Linked DNA regions of Mus musculus: regions 1 and 2 are each linked to region 3. A link is a loop called in an ENCODE intact Hi-C map of the cell type or tissue named here. Cell type or tissue: heart. All regions are shown on one strand.

The links. Hi-C counts contacts between places; a loop is a spot of excess contacts. Peaks named below come from ENCODE experiments on the same cell type or tissue, not always from the same donor. Only the 100,000 strongest peaks of a DNase experiment are listed, where the experiment ranks them.
Region 1: a loop joins it to region 3, with 5 times the contacts of the local background. A loop is called at or near these places in 15 of 42 quality-filtered maps.
Region 2: it touches region 3 in a loop (5-fold over the local background); 6 of 42 quality-filtered maps call a loop at or near these places.

The regions. Positions count from the first base shown.
Region 1 is chr11:118,376,635-118,384,634 of GRCm38, reverse strand. No RefSeq gene overlaps it. Among named protein-coding and RNA genes, the nearest start is that of Lgals3bp, 21 kb to the left of the region's middle. In heart, a CTCF peak has its summit at 4,803 (motif pointing right); DNase peaks (open chromatin) are centred at 4,814, 5,164 and 5,754; H3K27ac peaks cover 742 bases.
Region 2 is chr11:118,262,513-118,270,512 of GRCm38, reverse strand. It overlaps Usp36 (ubiquitin specific peptidase 36), which reads left to right. Exons shown (of 21, transcript NM_001033528.1): 14 at 1,301-1,969; 15 at 2,581-2,711; 16 at 5,273-5,815; 17 at 6,671-6,870; 18 at 7,377-7,478. Among named protein-coding and RNA genes, the nearest start is that of Cyth1, 18 kb to the right of the region's middle. In heart, CTCF peaks have their summits at 473 (motif pointing right) and 3,641 (motif pointing right); DNase peaks (open chromatin) are centred at 2,957, 3,926 and 4,643.
Region 3 is chr11:118,080,526-118,088,525 of GRCm38, reverse strand. Dnah17 (dynein, axonemal, heavy chain 17) reads left to right here. Exons shown (of 81, transcript NM_001167746.1): 35 at 236-396; 36 at 1,457-1,613; 37 at 2,354-2,458; 38 at 5,544-5,701; 39 at 6,087-6,225; 40 at 6,415-6,642; 41 at 6,915-7,052; 42 at 7,681-7,813. Among named protein-coding and RNA genes, the nearest start is that of Dnah17, 45 kb to the left of the region's middle. In heart, a CTCF peak has its summit at 4,556 (motif pointing left); no DNase peak of the experiment used is centred here; H3K27ac peaks cover 1,338 bases; H3K27me3 peaks cover 1,150 bases.

The DNA.
Region 1 (8,000 bases), 300 kb before region 3:
ACTCAAAGACAAAAACCACATGATCATCTCGTTAGATGCTGAGAAAGCATTTGACAAGTTCCAACACCCATTCATGATAAAAGTCTTGGAAAGATCAGGAATTCAAGGCCCATACCTAAACATGATAAAAGCAATCTACATCAAATCAGTAGTCAACATCAAAGTAAATGGTGAGAAGCTGGAAGCAATCCCACTAAAATCAGGGACTAGACAAGGCTGCCCACTTTCTCCCTACCTCTTCAACATAGTACTTGAAGTCCTAGCCAGAGCAATTCGACAACAAAAGGAGATCAAGGGGATACAAATTGGAAAAGATGAAGTCCAAATATCACTTTTTGCAGATGATATGATAGTATATATAAGTGACCCTAAAAATTCCACCAGAGAACTCCTAAACCTGATAAACAGCTTCGGTGAAGTAGCTGGATATAAAATTAACTCAAACAAGTCAATGGCCTTTCTCTAAACAAAGAATAAACAGGCTGAGAAAGAAATTAGGGAAACAACACCCTTCTCGATAGTCACAAATAATATAAAATATCTTGGCATGACTTTAACTAAGGAAGTAAAAGATCTGTATGATATGAACTTCAAGTCTCTGAAGAAAGAAATTAAAGAAGATCTCAGAAGATGGAAAGATCTCCCATGCTCATGGATTGGCAGGATCAACATTGTAAAAATGGCTATCTTGCCAAAAGCAATCTACAGATTCAATGCAATCCCCATCAAAATTCCAACTCAATTCTTCAACGAATTAGAAAGAGCAATCTGCAAATTCATCAGGAATAACAAAAAACCTAGGATAGCAAAAACTCTTCTCAAGGATAAAAGAACCTCTGGTGGAATCACCATGCCGGACCTAAAGCTTTACTACAGAGCAATTGTGATAAAAACTGCATGGTACTGGTATAGTGACAGACAAGTAGACCAATGGAATAGAATTGAAGACCCAGAAATGAACCCAACACCTATGGTCACTTGATCTTCGACAAGGGAGCTAAAACCATCCAGTGGAAGAAAGACAGCATTTTCAACAAATGGTGCTGGCACAACTGGTTGTTATCATGTAGAAGAATGCGAATCGATCCATTCCTATCTCCTTGTACTAAGGTCAAATCTAAGTGGATCAAGGAACTTCACATAAAACCAGAGACACTGAAACTTATAGAGGAGAAAGTGGGGAAAAACCTTGAAGATATGGGCACAGGGGAAAAACTTCCTGAATAGAACAGCAATGGCTTGCGCTGTAAGATCGAGAATTGACAAATGGGACCTCATGAAACTGCAAAGTTTCTGCAAGGCAAAAGACACTGTCAATAAGACAAAAAGACCACCAACAGATTGGGAAAGGATCTTTACCTATCCTAATTCAGATAGGGGACTAATATCCAATAAAGAACTCAAGAAGGTGGACTCCAGAAAATCAAATAACCCCATTAAAAAATGGGGCTCAGAACTGAACAAAGAATTCTCACCTGAGGAATACCGAATGGCAGAGAAGCACCTGAAAAAATGTTCAACATCCTTAATCATCAGGGAAATGCAAATCAAAACAACCCTAAGATTCTAACTCACACCAGTCAGAATGGCTAAGATCAAAAATTCAGGTGACAGCAGATGCTGGCGAGGATGTGGAGAAAGAGGAACACCTCCATTGTTGGTGGGATTGCAAGCTTGTACAACCACTCTGGAAATCAGTCTGGCAGTTCCTTAGAAAATTGGACATAGTACTACCGGAGGATCCCGCAATACCTCTCCTGGGCATATATCCAGATGTCCCAACCGGTAAGAAGGACACATGCTCCACTATGTTCATAGCAGCCTTATTTATAATAGTCAGAAGCTGGAAAGAACCCAGATGTCCCTCAACAGAGGAATGGATACAGAAAATGTGGTACATTTACACAATGGAGTACTACTCAGCTATTAAAAAGAATGAATTTATGAAATTCCTAGGCAAATGGATGGACCTGGAGGGCATCATCCTGAGTGAGGTAACACAATCACAAAGGAACTCACATAATATGTACTCACTGATAAGTGGATATTAGCCCAAAACCTAGGATACCCAAGATATAAGATACAATTTACTAAACGCATGAAACTCAAGAAGAATGAAGACCAAAGTGTGGACACTGTGCCCCTTCTTAGAATTGGGAACAAAACACCCATGGAAGGAGTTACAGAGACAAAATTTGGAGCTGTGACGAAAGGATGGACCATCTAGAGACTGCCATATCCAGGGATCCACCCCATAATCAGCTTCCAAACGCTGACACCATTGCATGCACTAGCAAGATTTTGCTGAAAGGACCCAGATATACCTGTCTCTTGTGAGACTATGCCGGGGCCTAGCAATCACAGAAGTGGATGCTCACAGTCAGCTAATGGATGGATCACAGGGCCCCCAATCGAGGAGCTAGAGAAAGTACCCAAGGAGCTAAAGGGATCTGAAACCCTATAGGTGGAACAACAATATGAACTAACCAGTACCCTGGAGCTCTTGACTCTAGCTGCATATGTATCAAAAGACGGCCTAGTCGGCCATCACTGGAAAGAGAGGCCCATTGGACACACAAACTTTATATGCCCCAGTACAGGGGAACACCAGGGGGAAAAAAAAAAAAAAAAAAAAAGGGAATGGGTGGGTAGGGAAGTGGCAGGGAGGGTATGGGGGACTTTTGGGATAGCATTGGAAATATAATTGAGGAAAATGCGTAATAAAAAAAATCTTAAAAGACAAAAATGGAAACAAGTAACCTCTGGGACCCTTCTGTCCTGCACATGCACAGGTGACCTCAGTTCCCTCCCACGTCACCCTTCCTTCCCCAGGCAGAGCCCCTGCAATACAGGGATGGAAGATCCCTTTTCTTTGCCATTTGACGGCCTGGGGTGGACCTGTGCTGACTTCCCTGAGGAAGAGGTTTCAATGGGACCTCTTCCTCCTCTTCTTCTCCCTCCTCCTCTTCCTTCTCCTCTTCCTCCTTGTCCTTTAGATTTTTGAGGCTTGGTTTCTGTAGGCATATATTTTTCATGCCTATTTTAATAAGGGTTCAACCTCTCCTCTAGCCTGCCACCCACCAGAGGTAGTGGGAAAAAACTTTATTAGGACACGGTGGAAGTGGACCTGTTTAGAAATAGTTCTTTGGGGCAATTCCAGTTTTAATTGTTTCCAGCCCAGCCCATGAGCAAACACCTCACACGAATCAGCAGCTGCAGTCCACTCAGCAGACACCACACACGAATCAGCAAGGGCAGTTCCACCCAAAAGAAAGCCCAAGTCTGAGGAATTAGCAAGAAGCTGCAGGAACCTCACAAGAAGCTCTTTAGTGAATTTCTCTCTATGAAAGTTACAATTGAAGCTCAGCCATGCAATGTAAGGCGAGCCAATACATGTGTGTCATCAGAGAAGACTAACAAGGCAGAGCAAAGTGAACCAATGTCCCACTGTCTGTGGGGTCATAATATATATATATATATATATATATATATATATATATGTATATATATATATATATATATATTAAACATCATACATTCTTTCACCTGTCTGCCTCACCAAAACATCATTATACCTTGAGTCTTCAAAGTAACCAGAAATGCCCACTTTAGGTCTCTCTGTATAGCCAGAACTCACTCTGTAGACTAGGCAGGCCTCATACTCACAGAGATCCTCCTGCCTCTGCTTCCCATGTACTGGGATTAAAGGCACCACCACTGCCTGGCTCACTGGGTAACCTTCTTCTTCTTCTTCTTCTTTTTTTTTTTTTTTTTTTTTTTTTTGGTTTTTTCGAGACAGGGTTTCTCTGTATAGCCAGCCCTGCCTGTCCTGGAACTCACTTTGTAGACCAGGCTGTCCTCGAACTCAGAAATCCACCTTCCTCTGCCTCCCAAGTGCTGGGATTAAAGGCATGCGCCACCATGTCCGGCACACTGGTAACCTTCTTAAACATGCACTTGCACCTCTTGGTATGAAATCTCTCTCTCTCTCTCTCTCTCTCTCTCTCTCTCCCTCCCCCACCCCTGTCTTCTAGGTTGGCCCTAAAGAGATAGCTCAGTGATCAAGAGTGCATTTTACTCTCTTAAAGAATCCTGGTTCAAATCCCAGCAGCTACATGGTGGCTCACAACACTCTGTAACTCCAGTTCCAGGAGGATTGAACACCTCTGGCCTCTAAAGGTTTCTGAACACATGTGGTGCACAGAAACTCAAACAGTCATTGTCTTAATCAGGGTTTCTATTGCTGCACAAATACCATGACCTACAAGCAAGTTGGGGAGAAAAGGGTTTATTCAGCTTACACTTCCACATCACAGTTCATCACCAAAGGAAGTCAGGACTGGAACTCACACAGGGCAGGAACTTGGAGGCAGGAGCTGATACAGAGGCCACGGAGGGACGCTGCTTTCTGGATTGCTTTCCCTGGCTTGCTCAGCCTGCTTTCTTATAGAACTCAGGACTACCAGCCCAGAGATGGCACCACCCACAATGGGCTAAGCCCTCCCCACTTGATCACTAATTGAGAAAATGCCTTACAGCTGGATCTCATTTCTTCAATGGCGGCTCCTTTCTCTGTGATAACTCCAGCTTGTATCAAGTCCACACACAAAAACCAGCCAGTACAGTCATGCATACCTACACGTGAAAGAAAATAAACATTTTTAAAGTCCCCTGCATCTCTTTGTCCTTCACACCACTATGCCCTCAGCTTTGGCTGGCTCCTTCCTCTAAGCGGAGGGACAGGCCAAACTCTGAATTCTGGAGGGAGGTTTGCTGTGTCAACCGCAGGTCTGGAAGGAAGCCACTGGAGGGCGCCAGAGCAGAACTGAGCAAGTTGACCACAGGGGAAGCCCTGTGTCTTCACTGAAGCCTCTCTCTTATCATACCCGACCTCCTCCAGCCACTCTGGAAAATCCTTCCCAGGGCTGCCCTGGACAGAGCTGGAGTCCTGAGGGAGGGCTACACCTGTCTACAGGGGTTCAGCTGGTACAAGGCTGGCACAGTTAAATCTTTCTCCATGAAGCCTCTCAAGGCCTTCAGAATGCCCTGCGTGGAAGGGATGGGAGGAGCCTATTTAGTTTTTCATATTGAGGCCCTTTGGACTTTTCCTGAGCCTATACAAATGAGGGGGGCTCAGTAGCCCCCAGGTAGCTTTGGAATGGGGCTGTGGTTACTGGCAGAGAGCGGGAACCCCCGCTGGACCCTGACTTCCAGGATGAGTCAGTATAGCCAGAGACCAAGATGAGTCAGTTGTCCCCACGGGACAGACCCAAAGTGCTCACAGGCCCTCCAGGCCCAGGAGCACATCCTGGTGCCCGAGGGCTGCACACTCCGAACTGCACAGGCCAGAAGCTCTGTCCTCTGGAGTCTTCCTGACTTCTCCCCATGTCCTTGTCCCACTGGCTGTTTATCTGTAACCCTTCACAGTCTCCTTTATGCCAGTAGCCATAGTAACTAACATCCTTTCCTGACTTCTAAGAAAGCATTGTAGACAGACAGTTCCTACATTTGAGGAAGGGGCCTTGGGAAGCTCTGTGTATTCAGAGTCCCCGCCATGTGAGACTGGCATCTGATGGAGGCTTTTTATGTGGGCTCTGTAGTTGGATCATAGGGGGGCTAGCTGGTGTCAGGAGGACCTGATGAATGACCTGACACGGAGGAGCCTGGGAAGTGGGGTAGTGGACAGACGTCACGTGGAGCCTGACAGGGACCAGACAGTGGCATACACAGCTGGCATGCCAAGAACAATATTCCTGAAACAGGGAGAGCATTGGTTTCAACTGCAGGAACATGGCCCCAGTTCTGCCAAGGACTACCTCAGGGCGTGCTCGCCAAGACAAGAAGAGGGAAGTGTCCAAAGGTGGTCTGGGTAAAACCAAACATGACAAGGTGCAGGCTGGGGGCTGGAAAAGTCCAGAGGGCACAGTCCCAAGATCCTAGAGCATCCTCGAGCTGTCCAGGTGAGGGAAAGAGGGAAGACCTTGCCCACTGCTCCATCTGTGCAGTGACAGCTGGCAACCTGCTTGCCACCCCTACTCCACCTGTATCTCCAGCTGACTTGGAGGAATGGGAATTCAGGTGTGAATTTGACCCCAACACTTAGGAAAACAAAGACCATAAAGTAGGTCATAAAAATGACAGGGATACTTTTTCCCCCCATGGCTCCAGAGACCAGAAGCCTGAGAGCCAACTTTCCTGGGGTCAGTTCCATCAACAGCCTCTGAGGGAAAGTGCTTCCAGAGTCTCCTGACACTCTTGGTATGTGGACATGCCTCTCCCTGGTGCTATGCTCTGATGGCACCTGCTGTGTCTCTGCCTGTCTGTGTCACTGACCGTGCTCCTTTCTCCTGCAGGGAAACCAGTCAGGCCCGGGGCCTCCCAAAATACAAGTGATCTCCTCTCAAGACTCTTCCTTATCTTGTCACAACTGTAAAGACTCTGGGTCCAGAAGCCACACTCACAAGTCCCCGGGGAGTTAGGACCGAGTAGTATCATTGGTGTATGAAGGGGGCACCGTTCAAATCATAGGCATTCCTGATCAAAGCTAGCTGACAGCCCTTGGATGCTGGCGCCCTGGATCCTGATGCAGTAGGTGCTGATGCTAAGGGAGTAGAGCCCTGTTCCAGGGGACCATCCCACGTGCTATAATATCAGAGAGGATGGACCTGCAGCACATTCTCCATCAGGGCTGTATCCCCATCCGTATGCTAACTGTGAATAACGACAGGATTCTGAAGGCTGCCATCTTCCCTGGGCTCCTATGGCGCCCCAGGAGACTTGACAGAACCTAGTTTGTGTTTGCAGAGGTGCTTGACCACTTCTGTGACAATCTTTGTGGGAGGCATCCAGTAGCTGCTACTTGGGCAGCTTAGAAAGTGACAGTAAGCAGTGGTTAAGAGTGCTGACCCTCCCCCTAGCCGGGAGGTGGTGGCACACGCCTTTAATCCCAGCACTTGGGAGGCAGAGGCAACGAATTTCTGAGTTCGAGGCCAGCCTGGTCTACAGAGTGAGTTCCAGGACAGCCAGGGCTATACAGAGAAACCCTGTCTCGAAAAACAAAAAACAAAACAAAACAAAAAAAAAACCAACAACAACAAAAGTGCTGACCCCCGTACCAGGTTCAGTTCCTGCAGCTGCATTAAGGATCAAAGCTTTCTGTAGTAGTTTTTGGTGCCCTCTTCTGTTGTGCTGTTGTGTGTCTGAAAATGGCTAGAGTGCACTCACATTTGTAATATAAATAAGTAAATCTTTTAAAAAAGAAAAAAAGATAAAACGTGTAAACCATTAAAGAATTATTCCTTTTGTTCCTATCTGATGTATGAAAAGAAAGAAAGAGAGAGAGAGAGAGAGAGAGAGAGAGAGAGAGAGAGAAGGAAGGAAGGAAGGAAGGAAGGAAGAAAGAAAGAAAGAAAGAAAGAAAGAAAGAAAGAAAGAAAGAAAGAAAGAAAGAAAGAAAGAAAGAGAGAAAGAGAGAAAGGAAGAAATTAGTTGACAGTAAGGCCTGGTATGGTCAACAGGTAAAGGCACTTGCTGCCAAGCTTGACAATCCAAATTGGAGCCTCAGAATGCATGTGGTTGAAGGAGGGAATCAACGCTTGCAGCTTGTCTCCTAGATTTAATTAATTTAGAGCTATCTGGGTGGGTCTGGGGGAGGGTTTTGATCATAGCATCATCCAAGAGTCTAAGGGGCCAAAGCAGGGAGACTGAAGAGGCACTAGGAAGAAGAGGAAGACAAGAAAGATGAAGAGAAGGAAGAAGATCCCAACAGCTTACATGGGACAGTGACAGAAACGTGCTGTTTGCTGGGGCTATCGAGGAGACCTTCCTCTAGTTAGAGGATGGCCAGGCTGGGACTGGGCTTCAAGGTCCCCTCCACCAATCAGGCTCCACTTCTACAAGATGGGTCCTCAAACAAGACAGCTCCTAAGTTCCCACCCTTTAGGCAGAGTCACCTGCCTCTCCAGGTGGTGGTGGTGATGTAGTGACACCTGCCTTTCCAG
Region 2 (8,000 bases), 180 kb before region 3:
AGGAAGCTCGTGTTTGTAGCAAGCAGAACACACTGGGTGATTGCCGGGTAGGGTAGGACTTGATGAGTGCCTGGACACAGGACTCTACCATAGCAGTGTCTGGAAATACACGGGCATTGCCAGGAAAGAGGAAGTCCAGTTTGCCCGCATGAGTTGGAGTTCACGAGGTCATCCACAGCCCAGGAATACACTTTCCGGAATTGTTAACATAGCTGCTAGGAAAAGACTGCCATCTTTTTTATTTTAAATTGATCATCAACAACAATAACAACAAAAATGTAAAGTACTGACTGTGTGTGAGTCATTGTGTGAGCCATAAGGACTGAGGTAACTGAGGCAGCCATCACGGAAGGTTTACAGACAGTGGATTCTTTGCATGTGGCCTTGGTTTTTAAAGATTTATTTTTATTTTATGTATATGGGTGTATACCCGAATATATGTCTCTATACCATGTACATGCAGTGCCCACAGAGGCCAGAAGAGGGTGCTGCGTTCTTTGGTACTGGGGTTACAGATGGTTGTGAGCCACTCATGTTTGCTTGGAATTGAACTCCAGTCCTCAGGAAGAACAGCCATAGTTCTCTTAACCACTAAGCCATCTCTCCAGCCTCCAAAACTTGCTCCTTTGACTTCTATATCATTTGATTTACTTTTTTTTTTTTTTTGGCAGATATATAAGCTTAGAAAAAAGTTTACATTTTGTTGTTTGTTTAGTTGATTGTTTTTAATTAAGGCATGGGGAATAATAATGCAAGCTTCTGTAAACAATCAAAAGTTGTGTAGCTGCCAGTGAGACACTGAAGGCTTTAAAGGCGTCTACCTCCTTCCTGTGTGGAGGGTTTAGCTGTGGCAGGGTGACGACACTGGGTATCTCGTGTGTGACCTAGTGAAGGGCAGTTTGCATGATGGGGCTTCTCTTTCTCCCGGGCAGTCATAAACTGCAGCCTGTTTTTTATACAAGTCTTTTTTTTTTTTAAGATTTATTTGTTTATGTATATGCGTACACTGCAGCTGTCTTCAGACACACCAGAAGAGGGTATCAGATCTCATTACAGATGGTTGTGAGCCAACATGTGGTTGCTGGGAATTGAACTCAGGACCTCTGGAAGAGCAGTCAGTGCTCTTAACCGCTGAGCCATCCTTCCAGCCCCTTATACAAGTCTTGAAGCACCAAAAGTCTTTACCATTAGCCAGAAGCCAATTTGTTCCCAGAAGTTGCCCTGGGGGTGGGGGGGGGAGCCATGTTCCCTGGACAGTGCTCCTCTGAGCTCTGATGGGTTCCTGCCTTGCTCCTTTTAGCGACAAGACTCTGTAATGATGAGAAAGCTCCCAGCCCCTGAGGAGGTTGGCGTACCTGTGTCCAGAAATGGCTCCCTTCCTGGCCTGAAGTTACAGAACGGATGTGCTCCTGCCAAGACACCTGCCGGGTCCCCGTCCCCAAGACTCACGCCCACGCCCACTCATATGCCCACCATTCTGGATGAGCCCGGAAAGAAGGTGAAGAAGTCAGCCCCACTGCAGTCTCTCACCACATCTCCAACCACTTCTCAGGGCTCTCCTGGGACCGGCGAGTCCCGGAGCCAGCGGCCCGGCTCCTGGGCAAGCAGAGACACCATCTTCTCTACCTCCCCGAAGCTCCTGGCCAGAGCCATTACTAACGGGCACAGGCTGAAGGGCGAAGGCAGTGGTGTGGACCTGGAGAAGGGGGATTCAAGCAGCTCCAGCCCCGAGCACTCTGCCAGCAGTGACCCTGCCAAGGCCCCGCAGACCGCAGAGAGCAGAGCTGCGCATGCCTGTGATTCTCAGGGAACAAACTGTCCCACCGCTGGCCATCCCAAAGCGCTGTTGAATGGAGTAGATGCCAAGATGGTGAAGTTGAAGTCCCCGGCCCTGAGCAGCACCACAACCGAGCCCACAAGCCTCATGTCTCCTCCACCAGCCAAAAAACTGGCCCTGTCAGCCAAGAAGGTGGGTGTGTGGGGGTCTCCTCTCTGAAAGCGCCCTGGGGCTGGAGATGTGAGGATAGGATAGGGAATCACAGAGGACTTCAGACCCTGGCACCAGAGTGCCTGCTGGTATTCCCTGCGGTTTGCAAGCTGAGAAAGGACTGTTTAAGGGGAAGATTGCTTTGAGGGGATCCCAGTTATTCAGTACCTCAGATTGTTGGTAGTCATGTCTGAGAGGACTAACCAGTTTTCTATGATGGAGTCTCCTAGCTGAGCCGCCACAGGGCACTCAGAGACGGACAGCTGCCCGGGCTGGGGGTGGGGGTGGGGAGGTAGGGAGGCTGAGGAGGAGCCGCCCACCCCTAGCTTGTGGGGCGTGAGCAGTGTGTGGGCTTGCGGCGGGATGCTTGTTGAAATGTCCTGTCCTTTTCCTTTTTATTTCTAACCAACAACACTCTGGTTCTTCTTCTGCTGTCCCCTCTCTCCACCAACCCCACCCCCACCCCTTTTTTTTTCTTCTGTCCCTTCATCTTTTTGGGCTCATTTTATTTTATTTTCCATTTTATTTTCCCTCTTCACTCACGGACACCTTTTTTTAGACCACCAAGTTTTTATTTATGTCAATAACTGCAGGCCAGCACCCTGCGGAGGGCGACCGGCAATGACATCGGTTCACCTTCCCCCTCAGCATTCTGCGACCTCACCTCCCCCATGAAAGCCACCCACCCCGTCGTTGCCTCCACTGGGCCTGTCAGTAAGACCAGGTGAGCTTGGGGGCAGGCCCTGGGTGCGGCTCCTTCCCTCCTGTGCTTCTGTGCACCTGGCTGCTGAGGAGCCCTGGGTCGCCGAGGACAGAGGCCTCTCCTGTCCATCCCTGTCTGGAAAAAGAACTGCAGTGAGGCCGAGTTGTCGGTCTTCAGAGTCTTGGCCTCTCGCCTGCCTGCCAGTCTACCCCAGGAACATTGAAACCTGGAGCACTGCACTGTCCTGGCTTTTGACCCCTCAGGCCCTGTGATCATAGGAGCCCTGCAGGGACATCTTTCCTGTCAGCGTCATCCCTCATCTCTTGGCTGCTGGCTGCGTGCCAGGCCTAGAGAAGGAGGACTGGGTTCTCGAGTGCTATACCATCGTCCAGGGCCTTTAATTTCATCCATGGGTGATCTGACCCAGTAAGGGGCCGGACTCCATGGTGCCTGCATCCCTTAGGAGTGCTGAGTGACAAGATGTGAGGACTCTTGACACTCAGTCACCCGGGTCCCTGGGGCCCAAGCGCCACAGCAGCTGGGACACAGGAACTAAGAGAGAGCACAAGTGAGGCTCTGTGGTGCTGTGGGTTCCTCCTCTTCCCACTGAGTCAGCCGGTCCTAGAAGGTTGTGACATGATATTCATGGCTGCCACTATCCCCACCATGAACATGCATGCGTCCTGTCTCTAGCATAACATTTGTGGGGTGTCCTTAAGTGTTAAGGTCCCTAAATGTTGGAGCATTAGGGGGAGTTGTTCATTTTTTCTGTCAAGTTTTATTCGTTTGAGACGGCCTTACCATATAGATCAGCCTGCCTCCTGAGCGCTGAGGTTCAAGCTGTGCACCACCACACTTGGCGCAGTAGGTCTGTTTTCATTAGGATTTAGATCTGTATGTATGAATATTTTACCTGCAAGTATTCCGTGCACCACGTGTGTGCCTGGTGTCCACAGAGGTCAGAAGAGGGAGCTGGAGAGACAGGATGTGGCCCACTGGATGGTTGCTGCACACTGAACCTGGGTTTTCAGCAAGAGCAGCAACTGCTCTTACCTGCTGAGCCATCTTTCCAGGCCAAGTGTAAATGTGCGTCTCTGTGAGGGTCTTGTGTGTGTTGGGTGGCAGGGGTGGAGACAGGCTTTTTCTATATAACAGCCCTGGCTTTCCTAGAACTGGATGAGTAGACCAGGCTGGCCTCTTAAACTCAGAGAGCTCCACTGGAGTCCTGGGATTAAAGGTGCTCGCCACTGCCCCTGCCAGTGTAAACCGTTGTTAAGCTCTGGCAGACACTTGGAGTGACGCTAGTGCAGGCTGCGCTCAAGTCTGCTCTGGCTGGCGTGATGGCAGGGACAGGCTCCAGGAGTTCGCAAGCCTGAGGTGACGGCCCAGATGTGCCCTGTGTGCTCAGCCCCTGCCCTACTTCTCTTACAGCATTTGCCTTTGTGAAATTGGGTTTCCACTCTGCACCCCCAATTCAGAGGAACATCACTGTGTATGATGCTTGGCTCTTTTTGCTGTTCTTGGGGTGTTCAGTCCCCAAAGGAACATCTACAGCTTCTGGAGAGTAAAAGATAAATCTCACAGGATGCTGCTGGGTTTGTTTTGGTTGGTTGTTTTTTCTCAGTGACATTTCCCCTCTTAACACATTTGAGGTGGCAATCTGAAACGTTAGGGTTTAGTCTCTTCGTTTTGCTTTTCAGTTGTTGTTACTGTCTCCGTGTTTTGAAGGAGGGCTTTTGGTTTGGTGTAGGTTTTGGGACAGGGTCTCAGCTCTACCACCCTGGCTGGCCAGGAACTCCCAGAGATCCGCCAGGTTCTTCCTCCAGGTGCTGAGCTTGATGCTCCTGTCGGGTGCCCCCGTCTGGCTCACTGTGGCCCATGTGTTGGAGGATAACCTTGACCTTCTGCTCCTCACACCTATTCCTGGCTCTGGGATTGGAAGCGTGTGCTGCCACGTGCCACCATGCGCATTCTTATGCTGACTGAGCTTGGTTTGCGTTAGACACGTGTTTTATAGTGTTTGTCTGTTGTAAGATAAGCTGTCCTGTGGGTCAGACTTCAGCTCATTTAGTAGTAAAGGCCATGAGTCCTTAGCGTGCTTGAGGTGCCCCGTGACAGTGCTTACTTGGCATGGCCGAGGTGTTTGGTTTCATTTTCAGCACCACTTTAAAAAAAATGCTTTGTAACAAGAAACTGGGATGTATTGCTTTTATTAACTTTGATTTTAGGTAGATTTATTTCCTTAGCCTGGCTTAAAAAAGCATGGAGTGTGTGTATGTGTGTGTGTCTGTCTAAGAATTAGAGAGACAAAGTAACCTTTTAAAATTCGAGAGTATGTCTGGCATACTGGAATTCACCTTTCATCCCAGCACTCTGGAGGCAGAGGCAGGCTGATGTCTCTGTGAGTTCGAGGCCAGCCTGGTTTACGGAGCTAGTTCAAAGACAGCCAGGGCTGCACAAACCTTGTCTCAAACCCCACATCTGCACCAAACTCTTAGGTGTGAAGGCGGCTGGGTGGGGTCAGGAGAGAGGTGGCACGTGGGCAGATCTCCTGAGTGACTCTCTCTGTCCACCGTCTACAGGACTGCTGCACCTGCCCCCCGACCGTCCACCCACCCCCACTCTGCATCTCTGTCCAGTAGTAGTGCCAAGCCCTTAGGGACATCAGAGCCACAGAGCTGCCGCCCCTCTGCCTGGACACCCCTGCCTCAGGTCAATGGACACTTCACGTCCCACTTACACCAACTGCCAGAGGCCAGCGAGGCCCTACACAGCCCCTCCAAAAAGAGGAAAAAGACCCCTAATGGAGATCCCCAGAGACTGGGCATCGACACGCTCCTCCCACAGTGCCTCAGGGGAGCACCTGCAGCAGCACGCAGGAAGAGAAAGAAGAGGTGCTCGGAGGGTGAGGGTGCCACAGCTCCCAAGCAGGAAGGCCAATTTCAGGACCAGTCTTGGAGTTCCGGGAGCCAGAAGGAAGAGGGTACGCAGCCCCAGGTAAATGGCCATCAAGTGAGTCACATTCTGGACAGTTACCATGTGAGCAGCAGGAAAAGGAGGAAGAGGAAAAGATCGGAAGGACTCAGCCAGGAAGCCACCCCGTCGCAGGACCTAATTCAGCACAGGTAAGGGCGTGGCTGGGATGTACTCGAGGCCTTCCCAAGTGGTGTGGATTAACAAGGTTGCAGCAGCATTCCGTGTGTGCAGTGTACCAGCTCTGGATAGAGCAAGAGGACCACATGATGTCTCTAACATCATGTGTAAGTGTGTCACTCTGGACAACAACCCTCATACAGCACAGCCAGTCGGTGTGGAGCCAGTCACCAGCACACGGCAATGTAGGCAGTTCTCCCGGGGATGCTAGGGTAGAGCGCTGGTTGGTTGTCTGTCTTCTGTACACTGGTGTGAGGGTGTCAGATCCTCTGGAACTGAAGGCACAGGTAGTGGTGTGCAGCCATGTCAGTGCTGGAGACTGAACCTGAGTCCCCCGAAGAGCAGCCAGTGCTCTTCACCATTGAGCCATTGAGCCACGTCTCCAGCCCCACTGTGGTTTTATTCTAAATAGTTACCACTTTTTGTTCTTTTGTTTCATTTATTGCTGTCATGCATGTGCAGATCAGAAGACAATTTGTAGATGTTAGTTTTCTTCTTCCACCATGTAGGTTCTGGGGATCAGATTCAAGTTGTCTGCCTTGATCGCAAACACATTTACCCACTGAGCCATCTCAACAACCTTTATAAGAGTTATATTTGTGTGTGTGTGTGTGTGTTTGCGTGTTTGCACGTGCACACATGCGCACATGTGAGCATGTTTGTATACCATAGAAGTGGATAACCTGAGGTCGGCAGGCTTGGTGCCAAGTGCCTTTATTAGCTGAGCAATCTCACACACTCTTGGGTTGGGGCTGCCACTGAAGGTGGTGCTCTTGCCTACAGTGTTTCTCAAGGTCTAATCTGCTCCCTCCTCTGGCTCCCCACAGCTGCTCCCCTGTAGACCACAGTGAGCCTGAGGCCAGGACAGAGTTGCAGAAGAAGAAGAAGAAGAAAAGAAGGAAAAGAAAGCCCGAGCCACAGCAGGATGAAGAGAGCAAGCACCCAGGAGACCAGAGGAGCCCAAGGCCCAGTGTCACCCCAGTCCCTGCGTTGAGTGTGAATGGCCATCTTCCTAGTGACTGCTTGGGTAAGGATCCTACTGATAGCTGCAGAGGTGGCAACGTACTGTTCCTCCAGCAGCATCCCGTGTGTGCAGTGTACCAGCTCTAGGAGCACTGGCCACAGGTTTCCATCAGTTGCTAGCAAATACCTAAGACAATCGATCATTTTAGAGAAAAAGTGTGTCATCCCAGAGCTCGGGAAGCAAGGAGGGAGGCAGGCAGAGCTCTAGTCTGTTCTATGCAGCCTGCATTCTGGGCCTGTGCTTCTGCTCATCTCAGTGGAGCATGGCAGGGAAGCCAGGGAGAACAAAAGGCCCCAGCTGCATCATGCTCTTGTGTTAGACTGAGGCTTGGGGGTGGGGCGTGAGGCATCTCTGTTCTGGCTTTTTGTCATTTTCTTTTCTCATGAATGGACTTGGGTAAGATTATCACCAGAGAGTGAGTGTCTGCTGGCACCAGGTTCCGCAATGCCAAGACCAGGATGCGTGGTGGTTTCTTCAGTGTTTGGTTCTACCATGTCCTGTGATTTCAGGGCTGGGACAAGCACCTCTCGTTACCTGGAACAGAGATCAGGAACCCGATGTGGTCCAGGCGTTGCTTCAGGACTCATCTGATAAGGCTTATGGGAAAAAAGGTGCGGTCTGCGGCAGGGTGGCACTTCCAGAGACTGGCTCATCAAGAGGTTGTGGGGGAGGGGTGCTGGGGTGCTGTGAGATGTGGCCACTGCACTCTAGGTTTAAAGACTCAAACAGTTGTTCTAACCTGACCCCTGCTGTGGCACAACCAAGAGCAGGAAAACATGGGGACCACAAGCCAGCGGAGTTAAGAGAGTGTCCGCTGGCCAGGCCAAGGGCAATGACGAAGCCCTCCAGCACTAGTGTTGGCAGTCCTGACTGTGGCCATGGTTTATAGGGCAGACTTGGAATGTGAACAAAAGGGCCTTTTCCTAAAGTGGGAGCACACAGCTTACAGAGAGGGATTTGCAGTTGGTGGACACAGCGGTCACAGCGTGGGTCGTGTGACCTCCCTTCATTTGCTTCTGTTAAGAGACAGTCAGAAACCTAGAGTGGTTAGAATAGATGGCCCTATTCTAGAAAGTGAGTCCTGAGGACAGTCTATAGGTGACCAGGACCCATGGACGCTGACAGAATATATC
Region 3 (8,000 bases):
TTCACTTCCTCAGCCCTGGAATTGCAAGCACCTGCTGTCACTGGATGACTGTCACACCACATGGGTTCTGAAGATTGAACTCAACAAGTTGTTTGCTGCCTGGGCCAGCCCCCAACCCTGGAAGCCCCTATCTGTAGCAGGCTGCGGCCAGGGGTATTGAAAGAGTCATGTACCCGACTGAGGGGAGAGCCCCCGGGACCGGCCTGGAGCCAAGACCCCTGGGTTTCTGCTGCAGGTGGAGAGTTCGCAGGCCTTCACCTGGCAGTCGCAGCTTCGACACCGCTGGGACGAGGAAAAGAAGCACTGCTTCGCCAACATCTGTGACGCTCAGATCAAATACTCCTACGAGTACCTGGGCAACACACCTCGGCTGGTCATCACCCCACTCACAGATAGGTGGGGACCACCTACAGCCCGATGCCCTACCCCCTCCCCCACAGACCCCCCTCCCACTCCACCCCCCACCCTGGCTCTGCAGCTAGAAAAGCCCACGTTCATTTGGTGGGGAGGTCCTGTGTTGTAGAAGTTTGTAATCCTGACCTGGAGTTTCTACCCTGCTTTTGACCATTTAGTTCCCGGATAAAAGACACATATGACCGACCTTTATATTTACAATAAGCCTTAAACAGCACAAGAGCTGGGCAGATACCTACCCTCTATGCTGTTAGAATCTACTTTCCTATGGATAACCCTGAGTTGTTACATAGTAATGTTTCATCTGGGCTGTTCTTAACTCCAATTGGTCAGCCCTCAGGGCCACCTTTTTTATGGTTCACCTAACCCATAGTGGCCTCAGCCGCTGCCGCCTCCTCCTCCTCTTCCTCCTCCTCCCTCCCCCTCCCTCTCCCTCCCTCCTCCTCCTCCTATTCATCTACTCTGACCCCCAAACCTGGAAAACCTAAACCCCACCTATGTCTCTTCTACCCAGCTATTGGCTGTTGGCATCTTTATTTACCAATCAGAAATAACTTGGGGCCAGGTCACAGATCTACATGCAGACTTCAGGTCTTGGGGGCCAGGCAGGAGCCCTGCTTTAGGCTGAGCTCTTGGTCCTTCACTGGCTGTGTCCCCAAGGAGTGGCTTCACCTCCCTGAGGTCTGCAGAACAGGGAGAGAGCTACAGGAGCCCTCATGAGTGTGCAGGGACTGAATCAATTACAAGATAATAAAACCACTCAGCCCAGAGGCTGCCCAAGACACCCTCAGCATGTGTCTGACGAGTCCCCAGAGTCCGTCCCCCAAACCCACAGGAGGGCCATGTCTTGCACCCACCCCTGTCCCTCAGCACAGTGACCACCCCCCCCCACCCACACACACACATGCACACATACACACCAGCTCTGACTTTGGTCTCTGGGCCCAAGTGAGTACAGCGGCCCCACAGTAAGCCGAGCAGAGCACAGTGGGGTGTGGGTCACAGGGTCACAGTGCCCCAGGTCAATCAAGGTCCTCTGTAGGTGCTACATCACGCTCACGCAGTCCCTCCACCTGATCATGGGCGGAGCCCCTGCAGGCCCTGCTGGCACGGGCAAGACGGAGACAACCAAGGACCTGGGCAGAGCCCTGGGCACCATGGTGTATGTCTTCAACTGCTCAGAGCAGATGGACTACAAGGTATGTGGCCAGGGCTGCGGGTCCCCACCCAAGAGCATGTACACCCAGAGTACCCACTAGCACTTGTGGAGGTAGAGGTCCCGGCAGTTCCATGACTGTCCCCTATGAATAGAGACACACACACAGGTAGGAGTACCTGATTGGCGTTCAGTGTGGGGTTAGGGTGAAAGTAGTGGCCACCGGGTGAACTCTGAAGGGGACAAGGACAGGTCCATCAGCTGCAGGGTCATGTCTTCTCAGAGGACTAAACAGGAGGGGAGGGACTCTGACAGTAACAGTCCCAGCATAAAAGGGAGGAGTTGGGGCGCCCTCCCGTTGGACGAGCCCCACAGCCTAGTGGTCCCATCCTGAGACTGAGGACAGTGGCCAAGACCCCTGCTGACTGAAGGTCATACCAGCGTGTCCCCCTCAGGGGCCCTAGAAAAGTGAAGTCTATTGATCCTAGAAGGACTTCTGTGTGAACTCCATGGGTGTGTTGCTGACCCTGCAGGGGACAAAATGGCATAGTCACACGAAAAGATCTTCCTGGAGCCCCAGCCCACCTCAGAGGATCCCTTCCTCCATGTGCATAAAATGAGAAGACAGGGGTAGGGATTGGGGGATTTCTTAACTTGATGTTCGCTTAGAAAAAACGCTGGGACCCTGCGGGTCAGGTGTACAAGGGCGCTGTCTCCAGACACCTGCTTCCTGCAGGCCTCTGGGGGCCACTCCCTCTCTCTGATCTGACTTTCCCTTTGTAGTCCTGTGGAAACATCTACAAGGGCCTGGCACAGACGGGAGCCTGGGGTTGCTTTGATGAGTTTAACCGGATCTCGGTGGAGGTCTTGTCTGTGATTGCTGTACAGGTAGGGCCCTTCTGCTTAGTCTCTGGGTCAGTGGGGGACCCGGAGTTGTGCCCAGTTTTCCTGGCATCTCAGTCACCAGAGACCCTCCTGTCTGACCACCCCAACAGCCAAGCACTGGGCAGGGAGGTGACACAGTGAGGCCTCAGATGCCCTGCCCTGGCTCCCAGGGGCCCTTACACACAGAGGGGACAGTAAGGGTCCCATACAGGGAGGTATAACTGATTCGGCCTGGGGATGCTAACGTAGAGAGCTACTTTGGGTGTGGTAGCTCATGCCTATAACTCCTGCCACTTTGTGATATGAACCCAGGAGGATTGCCACAAGTTCAAGGCCAGCCTGGTCTATAGAACAACCTCTAGGTTAGTCAGGACTATAGATTAAGACTTTGTTTTGTAAGACAGAGAAGGGGAGAGAGAGAATATTTGATAACCCTTAGTTGGCTTTGAGATTGTACTGTTTGGCAGCAAACTAGACCAAAATGGTACAGAATGTCCAACGACCCTCCCTCTGCCTGCCACCCACACACACACACACCCACACCCACACCCACACACCCACACCCCCACACCCCCACACCCACACCCACCCCCACCCACCCCCCAGCAGGCTGTATTTATAGTCTCAAGGAAAGGAAGTGCAGAATACAGACAGCTGGATTGATCACAGCTGCTCTGCCTTATCTGAACATGGTTTGAACAGTTGGCTGCCTGCAACCGGCTGGAACTCAGCTGTGGGCTTCAAGAACTAAGTTACAATATCTCCATGCATCGGTTGGCGTTCACTAGATAATCCATGTAGGGAGAAACCCTTCCCCAAGCTGGAGCTCTGTGCAGAGGTGGCCTCAGGCCAGTCAGGTGAACTTGACAGAAGAGAATGAAGCACTCTGGGCTTTGAAGAACACGGCAGTATCTCAGTATAAACTAACCAGCCAGAGCGGATGGGGAAGGAGTGGTTGTGTGTCCAGGGAATTCCCTAACCCGGCACAGAACAGCAATGGGGAATCCAAGGCAAAGGGGGTACAGGGTGGGGGCCATGTCAACACCCCAAGCTTTTAAACTCACCCGCAGGGCTCTGTGTTTCAAACAGGAGCCCCAGCAGTCCTGGTGCCCGACAGACTGGATAGACAACGGGCTCTGAGGTCCTCCAAGGCTGGCCTCCAATCTCAGATCAGCTTGAGACCCCACCTGCAGAGCCCTAGGCCAAGGCCCGACTTTGGAGGTCCTCACGAACCAGGCCTAGCCGCTTGCCCCAAACCCAGACAGTAAAAAAAAGGAATGATGGATAATGGGGAAAGGAAGATGGTACGGGTCAGGGGAGTGTTAGCAAGAGTTCCAAGGCTACACAGGAAGGGTGCTGGGTACACACACCTAAGCACTAGTGCGCAGTGATGTTCCTAGCATAGAAGTGACCACCAAAGAGAGTCTAAGAAAGGTTGAGGTGACCAGTTCTCAATCTGCTGTCCCTTACCGACCTGTTCACCCAGAGCTAAGTCAGTACATTGTAGCGGAAGCAACATTGTAGCAGAAACAGCTGCTACTCTTGCTAGAATTTCAGTAGGAAAAACCAGTAGGGGTGGGGGTGAGGGCAGGGCTCCTGAACACCCAGGTGGTGAGGAGATACAGGGGTGAGAGGACCCACAGGCTGGGGAAACCTCACCTCTAGAGCTCTCATCAGCCCCCCTCCCACTCCCCAATCTGAGAAGGGCCAACTGAGTTTGCCAAGGTGATAGCCACGCCTCCACCCTATCCTCCCAGGGTCAGTCACACACCTCTGACTCTCTGACTCAGTATTCACTCCCAAGTCATGGGACGAACCCTAGGATGTTCCACGGCACCTGTTTGATGATCTGAATATTTGTGGACACAAAAGAACAGGGACCAAAATGCTAGGAAGGTCCTAGCAGCAGGAGATGCTCCCAAATTCTTGCCCTCTAGTCCTGCCCAGGTGTGAGCCCTGTGGGCTAGAGACTGGGCGGAAAACCCAGCATCACCCAGAGTCACCTACCAAGTCCAGGCGAGCAAGATTTGGGCTAGGGGGAAAAAAAAAATCCCATGGCTGAGAGATTTCAGTCACGAGCCTGGAGCGCCCCCCAGTGGTGATCTTACAGTTTGCCGCTACCTTCCTTTGGTTCCTCTAAAATCCCAAGCAGAGACCAGATTTCTCCGTCCTGGTAAGCAGGAGATGGCCCCAGAGACTCTTGGATGCAGAGTGGCTACTAATAGGACTCTTATGGGTTCTTGTCAGAGAGTTGACAGAATTTAGCCAGGGTCACGGCCAGAGGACACTCCTGAGACAAAAGCCCAGCTGAGGTCGGCTGTATAACACCACGAACAACAAGATCACAGCGGTGGAGGGCAGAAGTCAAGGGCAATGACAGAGTGAAGGCCACTGCTAATTCACAGCCACCACACTCTGTAACTGGCGCGGGGGCTTGGGGGTGGGCCGACAACCCAGCCAATAAAATGCTTACCACACAAACCCACCGGCCTGAGCTCAGCTCCTAAAACCCAAATAAAAAGCCAGATGTGGGCACTGGAGAGATGGCTTTGGGGTTAAGGGCACCAGTTTCTTTCTGAGGACCTGAGTTTGCTTCCTGACACCCATGCCAGGTGGCTCCCAGCTCCAGGGGATTCCGCAGCCTCTGTGGCCTCATCAGGCAGCCAAACACACGGGCATACAGACACAAGCACACACATAAATCTTTTCCTTAAGGGGGGGGGAGCCAGATGCTGCCAGGTCTTTAATCCCAGAACTCAGAAGGCAGGGGCAGATGAGTCTCTGTGAACTCAAGACCAGCCAGGACTACATAGTGAGGGCCTGTTTCAAAACACAAAGCCAGATGCCAGATGTGTAATTCCAGCACCGTGGAGGGGGAGACAGAAGGATCCCTGGGGCGCTCTGACCAGCCAGTCAGTTGGTGAGTTCCGAATTCAACGAGAGACCCTGTCTCAAAAAAGTGTAGAGCAATAGAGGAAGACACTGTTGCTGTCTGGATTTCGCATATGTTCATACCCACACATATGTGCACACATTTGCACACACAAATGGTTACATTTTAATGTGTGTGTGTGTACCAACTGTCTAGGTAAAGTGTGTCCAAGATGCAATTCGGGCCAAGAAAAAGAAGTTTAACTTCCTGGGAGAGATAATAAGCCTTGTCCCCACCGTGGGCATCTTTATCACCATGAATCCTGGCTACGCAGGGCGCACGGAGCTGCCGGAGAACTTGAAGGCCCTATTCAGGTGACAGAGGAGGGATCCGGCAGTGTCCCAGGCTGAGGAGTTAGTGGAGGAGGTGGAAGACCCCAAGGCTAGCAGCTCCCAAGATGGAGTAGGGGTAACAGGACAGCAGGCAGGTCCTGGGGCTCCCCAAGTGGGGGAGGGGGGCGCGGTCCACAGCCGAGACACTGGCTATTCTGCTTAAGGAGTCTCAGAGGAGTCGGAGCAGGCGTGGGGCCTGGAGCTTCCTGAGCTGGGTGTGTGGATGGATGGGGGAGGCTGGAACCCGGCTTCATGTACCCTGAAGGTTGACTGGCAGGGACACGTGGCCCAGGGGAAGAGGGGCGGCTGGCTGATGAGGAGCCAGGGAGGTGAAAGCGGGAGAGACAGCTGCTCGGTCACCTCTCAGGCCCTGTGCCATGGTGGTCCCTGACTTCGAGTTGATTTGTGAGATCATGCTTGTGGCCGAGGGCTTCCTGGATGCTCGCCTCCTGGCCCGGAAGTTCATCACCCTCTACACCCTGTGCAAAGAGCTGCTCTCTAAGCAGGTGTGGTGTGTTCTCCCAGCCCCTAGGGCTCTTGGTCCAACCTCGGCTGGGGGCGGGGGGGGGGCGGGGGGTGGTGATCCATACTTATGTCTCTGCCCCTCCCTAGCCCCGAGATGAACTCTGAGCCTGACAGTGCCAGATGACCACAGTCAGACGACAAGTTCACATCCGAGTTCCCACTCCCCGCAGGACCATTATGACTGGGGCCTTCGGGCCATCAAGTCTGTGCTGGTGGTAGCCGGCTCCTTGAAGAGGGGAGACCCCACCCGGGCAGAGGACCAGGTGCTCATGAGGGCCCTGAGAGACTTCAACATCCCCAAGATCGTGACTGATGACCTGCCCGTGTTCATGGGGCTGATCGGCGACCTCTTCCCAGCTCTGGACGTGCCCCGGAAGCGAGACCTGAATTTTGAGAAGGTAATTCTCTCCCCTCCCCGACGTACACCTCCGTATCCATCCTGAGAAACTTGCCCTTGAGTGCTGCAAGAATCGGGGGCAGGGGGGAAGAAAGTTGCTTCCTGCTCCCCAGCCAGCCCCAGGCTTCAGAACTGATGGCCACAGAGATCTGGAGTCGGGGTTCCAGGGCCGTGTGAGTTCTGGGTGAGATTAGGGGCACAGCTTGGCAGCTCAGCCACAGAAAAGGTTGCCTTCCCGTGCCCTCTTAACCCTGCCACTACTGTGTCTCCCAGATCATCAAACAGAGCATCGTGGAGCTCAAGCTTCAGGCAGAAGACAGCTTTGTGCTGAAAGTCGTCCAGCTGGAAGAGCTGCTTCAAGTCCGACACTCGGTCTTCGTCATTGGGAACGCGGGCAGCGGCAAATCGCAGGCACGTCACCAGCACTAGTCGGTAACACACACACACACACACACACACACACACACGCACGCACGCACGCACACATCACCTGCCTCCCGGAGGCCTGCCACTCACACACTCCTGTTCCCCAGCAAGGCCTGGAGCCATGGTGAACACCTGGGGGTAGCAGCCAACATCACCAGTGCTAGCAATAGGAAGCCAGCCAAGTGTCTGTCTGAACGCCCTCAGGCAGGATCCTTACCCTCTTATGAAACCCATTCCCTAAAACACAAGAACTAGGGGATAGAGAAACTGGGTGTGGTGGTGCACACCTTAATTCTGGCGCTCAGGAGGCAGAAGCAGGTGGATCTCTGTGATCTGTGAGTTCAAGGCCAGCCTGACCTACATAGAAAGTTCTAAGTCAGCTGGGCTGCAGGACAGTGTCTAAGAAAATGGCAAGTCACAAGGGAAACTGTGCATGGCGTCTTAAAAAGAAATTTGTGCACACATGTACACACACACACACACACAAAATATCCTCAGGTGTCCTTAAAATCAGTCTCTCTGAGTGAAAACCGTCCAGAGCTGCACAGAGGGCTGCCCCGTGCAGACCGTCCCCATACAGGACATTGAGCCAGTGGATGCTCCTCACCCGCAGGTCCTCAAATCCCTCAACAAGACCTACCAGAACCTGAAGAGGAAGCCCGTGGCGGTGGACCTGGACCCGAAGGCTGTCACCTGTGATGAGCTGTTTGGCATTATCAACCCGGCGACCAGGGAGTGGAAAGATGGTTGGTGCGGTGCGGTGGGGTGTGGAGCGTTACCTGCAGTGGGGCTCTGAGACCCCGCCACGTCCCTGAGCAGGCTCCCTGAGACCTGTGCGGGTTCTGGTCTGGTCCTGATCACTGCAAAAGGGCTGATGGAGCCCTTGCTGGTGCACTCAGAGCGCAGAACACCTGTACCACCAGGCAGGAAGAG